Linked DNA regions of Homo sapiens: region 2 is linked to region 1. A link is a loop called in an ENCODE intact Hi-C map of the cell type or tissue named here. Cell type or tissue: chondrocyte. All regions are shown on one strand. Links, peaks and the distances in the headings refer to the core of each region. The heading gives the core; the rest is flanking DNA.

The links. Peaks named below come from ENCODE experiments on the same cell type or tissue, not always from the same donor. Only the 100,000 strongest peaks of a DNase experiment are listed, where the experiment ranks them.
Region 2: a loop joins it to region 1, with 5 times the contacts of the local background. A loop is called at or near these places in 11 of 110 quality-filtered maps.

The regions. Positions count from the first base shown.
Region 1 is chr10:35,446,421-35,449,232 of GRCh38, reverse strand. All of the region lies in intron 1 of CCNY (cyclin Y), which reads right to left. It overlaps LOC124902410 (a long non-coding RNA gene), which reads left to right and starts at 2,245. Exons shown (of 2, transcript XR_007062112.1): 1 at 2,245-2,812. RefSeq lists an enhancer at 534-1,204. In chondrocyte, for the core only: no CTCF peak of the experiment used is centred there; no DNase peak of the experiment used is centred there.
Region 2 is chr10:35,397,531-35,400,342 of GRCh38, reverse strand. The region is part of intron 1 of CCNY (cyclin Y); the gene reads right to left. Among named protein-coding and RNA genes, the nearest start is that of CCNY, 62 kb to the right of the region's middle. In chondrocyte, for the core only: a CTCF peak has its summit at 1,634; no DNase peak of the experiment used is centred there.

The sequences.
Region 1 (2,812 bases), core at 202-2,701:
CCTTGTCCCTTCCCTCCTCGCTGCGTGGTGACCTCAGCCACAAGACTGTAATGAATACCCTCAGTATGCCAATGGTTCCCATGCTATTATCTCCAGCACTGACTCCACTGAACTCCCATGCTGCCCGTTCAGCTCCCCTGTTGACTAACATGTAAATCAAAATCAACAGGCTCAAGACCTGTTCCTTCCAGTCTACATCAGTCACTAAGGAGCAACTCCACCCTTCAAGGCCTGCACTCATCCTCCACCCTCGCTATTCCCACCCAATGCAGCCAACCAGCAAATCCCCTGACCTTGCCCCTTGACATGCCTCAGGGTCTAACCCACACTGCACCCCCTGGGGATACTCCATTGTCCATTCTCTCCATAGTTGCCACAGGAATCCTGCCAAAACTGCATTAGGAGCACGTCTGCTCAAACTCCACATTGGCCCCCATTCTAGAGTGCAAAGTACTCACAGTGGCTACAGGACTGGACATGCCCTGCCCCTGCTGCCTCTCTGACCACTCCCCTCCATCCCCCACACTCCCTCTGCCCCTCAAACCCACCAGGCGCATGCCCACTCTGCTGGGAAGGCTCCTTCCCCAAGGAGTCACATGGTTCAGCTCTCATATCCTTCAGGTATCTGAAGGATGTCACCTTACCTAACAGTAACACCATAACATCCCTTTATATAAGCACTGTCCTAATACCTAACACATAGTAGTTACATGGCAGGCACCATTTTAAGAATTTTACACATGCCAATTTATTTAGTACAACTCATATAATAATAATATTACCCTCATGTTACCTATGAGGAAAGAGACATAGAGAAATTAAAGGGCTTGCCAAAGTCACACGGCAAGTAATGGGAATTCGCATTCCAACTCAGGCAGCCTGGCTCCAGAATTTCTGCTACACCGGCCCTACCCATGTCCCCACCCTTAACTTCCTGCTTTGTTTTCTCTCCGGTCTGCTTTGTTCGTGACTGCCCTGGGGCCCCAGATGGTGTCCAACAGAGAGCAGGTACTTGGCCATTACTTGTTGAATGAGTTAAAGAACGATTCAATCACACTGAGCCACCTGTTCCCCTCCAAAGCTGTCATCAATCTGCTGCTGTACAGAAGTCACCAGATCACAATTAAAATGCGAGCCGCTGGTTCCCACAGTGAAGGCGGTCTCCTTCACTGGCTGGAGGATGAGACAGTGACCTGGTGCCAGCTGAGCCAAGGAGCACCAGAACAAGTGGCCTTTCTGATAGCTGAAAACGAATGAGGAGCTACACCATGAACGGCAAAGCACAGCCTCAAACACCTTCATCACGGGAAATGCCAGGGGCAGGCCTACATTTTTTGGTTAAAAGCATATCTTTTGTTTTCCTGCCTGTTATGCCTTTATCAAACTATCTGTGGTTTACAGCCACGTGTTTCAAATTCCAGACCAAGCACAAACATCCGACCTGTGCCAAACAGACTCAGCAAGCCAGAGAACAGAAATCACAGGAAGCCAAGAAACTCCCCAAAGTGTCAGACATGCCCATTATTTCTGGCATTTCATGGCAGAAATGCTACCCTTGGGTTATTACTTATAAATATTTCAAGCTACTGCAATGACACTGCTACTAAACAACACCTCAAACCTCTTGAAATCTTAGAAATTAAGATTGTATTTATATTATTTTAGGGTTTAGCAAGTTTTTCTTAAGAAATGGAAACGTGCAGGTAAAATCAAGAAGTGTGAGAAATGACAGAGATAATGATGATGATGGTCATAATCACCCCACTGTCTCAAGACCACAGTGGTGTTTCCCCATCATCTGCCCCTAAATATAAATAAAAATTGCTCTCTGGCTTACCACGTTATCGCTAGTAAAGCCTCCTGTCTTTTTGAAACATGATTACATTTGAAAGTCCTGCTTACAAAGCCACGTGTTAAACTATGGTTTTTCTAGAATTCAAACTAAACCAGCTTTCTTAGATGGAGTCTCGCTCTGTCACACAGGCTGGAGTGCGGTGGCACGATCTCAGCTCACTGCAAGCTCCGCCTCCCGGGTTCACGCCATTCTCCTGCCTCAGCCTCCTGAGTAGCTGAGACTACAGGCGCCCGCCACCACATCCGGCTAATTTTTTGTACTTTTAGTAGAGACGGGGTTTCACCGTATTAGCCAGGATGGTCTCGATCTCCTGACCTCATGATCCACCCGCCTCAGCCTCCCAAAGTACTGGGATTACAGGCATGAGCCACTGTGCCCAGACCTAAACCACCTTTCTTTAACCTACATGGTAACTATATGTTTTCCAAAATCTGTATAATCAATTTATCTAAAAATTACATTAGAAATTAGGAGACACTAATTTTTAAATCTAGAACTTATCTCGACATGCAATTTTGAAACTGTCAGGAATGAAGAGACAAATTGCTTATTACACTTCCGCTGGAGAACAACGAACAGCCCTGGGATGGTACCCAGAGGGCCATCAGCCCCACAGATCCCACAAGGGGCAAGAGGAGCAACCCAGCACTGTCAGTCTCTGCTCCATCCAGGATCCAGTGAGCCAGTGACAAGGCAGGGTTGGCAACAAGAAGATCATCACTAACCACAAAGACCCTGGCAAAGGGAAGCTGCTCATGAAACACAAACTGGATATGACAGCTTATTACAATTCCTGTCCATGAGTTCATGTCCAAATTCACACTATCCCTGGCAAATCTACACTACCACACTTTTACTAAAAGCAGGGACAGGACAAAGGAACAATTTCTTGCACACAAATGCATTCTGGAGGTCAGTTAATTTAGGACAATTAAGTACTATTTAAATGAAAGAAAA
Region 2 (2,812 bases), core at 272-2,771, 49 kb after region 1:
AAACAGGGAGGGATCTGTGCAGCTTCCTCTCCAAGAGGGGAAACAACCCCACCCCACCACCCCCGCCGCCCCCTGCACTGTGCTAGGGAGATTCTAAACAGAATGCCTTTCATCAAACCACTAGAAGCCGTTTTTAGTATTTTACAAAATCCAAAAGAATTCTTCTATAAAACTGCCTACATCAAATAGATGGTGCTGGAAGAAAATCCAAATATACAGAACAGCTATCCACAGGGCTAAAATCAGGCAAGGGAGATCTGCGATGGGAAGCAGGCAGGTGTCAGAAGGGACCCATTGCATGTCCCTTCTCTGAGACTCCAGCTCCACATATTTTCTGAGTCCCCATGTAAACTGGAGAACATACCTAGCCTTCCATGTCAACAGAACTTTATCTCTACTAGCCATGTATCTTATTCCAAAAACAAAAACACCAGTTTGGAGGTCAATCCTGTGTTCAGCCAGAACATCTCCAATCTACAGGAAGAAGTCTTCTCAGGGTTTGCTACATAACAGTCAGAATTTTCTCCCCCGCATGGCACTGAAGGGAGCATATTACTGGGATCTGCTAAGGGGGAGTCCAGTTATGTATCTCCCTATCAGTACTCCGCACATAAAAGATCTACTGCAGAAGAGAGATAACCCCTTATCTTTTATGTTTATTTTTGTAGAGACAGACTCTCGTTATGTTGCCCAGGCTGGTCTTGAACTCCTGGCATGAAGCAAACCCCCTACCTTGGCCTCCCAAGTGTTGGGATTAACAGCGTGAAACACCACACCCATCCTGCTCCTTTTCAATTGAGGAAGCAGAATAGCCTGTGCCTCCCTTCACACCTTGAATTAAACAGCGTTGTGTCCTGTGTCGGCCACCTGGCAGGCAGGCTGGTCTGTAAGTCATGTCACCTTCTCACCACTTCACACACTAGTACCCAAATTCTGTGGTGGAGTAAAAAGACTTCCAGAAAAGTGGAGTAGACACCCAAGACACCAGTCCCCGAGAAGTAACCTCAAACATGGATAAGCATCCTGGGCAGTCAAGCCAAGAGTTAGCAGCCAGACATGCAGTCCACAGCCTCCACGGCCCAGCAGGGAGCTACGACCTCACCATGCTCAACAGGAACATCCAAAATGCCACCCTCACTTTCAAAGTGCCCTTAGTTGTCTTACCGTCAAGCACACATGGTTAAAAAGCAGGAACTTTATAAAATGTGGGAAGAAACCATGTGAGAAACCCAATCAGCTCATGCTTTCAAGTCAGTTGGGTTCTCAAAGTTCATTTGTACATTTGCTTGGAACTTAAAATGCATTTCTGCAGCGAGTCTGCTACAAGCCTACGCTATAAGGGACTGACATACCAAGCTGAAAGGCCAGGAAAGCAAGCACGGCGTATGTCTGATTCTTCACAGGGGCAGCTCTGTCAGGCAAGGCAGGCCTTATCCCTTCCCAGGCTCCACCAGTTCTCAGGCTAAACCCCTTCTCAGAATAGCCTGGGAATATCTTACCCTCACAAATGTGGTCTGGTTAAACTAAATAAAAATTGAGCATATTTTCAGTGATTTTAAAGGAAGAAACTTGTAAGGGTATTTTATCTGCAAATTTACTTAACTGGTCACTTTACGGTTTTTTGTTTTGTTTTGTTTTTAGACAAAAACTAGTGAGCATTTTGTAAAATGCAGGGAGAGCCCCACCAAGAGCAGTTAGCAAAACTTACAGCCTTAGGAGTTTGAATTACACAATGACATCTCGAGAACCATATGGTAAACGATTTCTACCACCGGGAACTTGGCAATGCCCTAATCACACACAGCTGTTGGTCCCAGCAGTCAAAACATAGGAACTGGACCAGCCAGACACATAAATGACCCCAAGTAGTGACCAAATCATGGGGCTCCACAGTCGTAACAAAAGGACCTGAGAGGATTAGCACAGGCTGCATTTCCGAATCTCCGCCATGCAAAAGGACACGTGTTGGTCACTTCCAAGGAACACAACCTGTATCTATATCATGTCCACCAAGGACCTTGCTGGCTTTTAAGCCACTTCCATGTCTCTGGCAAAATGCATCAGTCCTCTGAGAGGATCACAATCACATCTGTCCCCATACTCACTGCAGAGAATGGAGGGCCAGCTCTGCCCACAGTCGGGGCCCTAGGCTCCAGGGGGTGGCTCTCATGCAGCAGACGGGACCCCCACTGGCTTCCTGGTCATGCTCCTTGATCATATGGCTTTGCTCTCAGCCTCCACGGGCCCCAGGAAGCCCAGCTACTACCCTCCCTGCTGCCTCCATCCATGCCCACTCCACATGGATGAGGGTGTTTCTCCTCCAGCACTGCTCAGAGAACAGAGTCTGGTCTCACTGTGCCTCCCCTTCCCTCGGCCCTGGAAGCAAGCACATCACCAGAGGGGGAAGTCCTGCCTATATTGCACCAGCACTCCTCTGGGAATCCTCACTCAAGGTTAGCAACTGGCAATTTAAGGTCCTCTCTTTAATCCACCTAAGGATCAAAATGAGAAACTGGAAGGACAGCAGAGGGAAAGGACACACATGCATCCAGGCAGGAGAGATGCAGCAGCCCACACACAGCTGGGGCCATTTCTGATAGAGCTCCATAATTCTGGAATCTCCTGGGATGGTTCAGACATAACTCAAGCACTGCCAGCACTGCTGCTCCTAGCCCAAGTTCTCAGTCTTTGGTCCCAGGGACAGGGTTCATTTGGTACCCTGCATACAAGGCTGACCTGACCTTAGAAGAAGTGTTATTCTCTCCCACCGCCAATGTTGTGTCTCTCCCCTACCTCCTAGAATTCCTCCTCC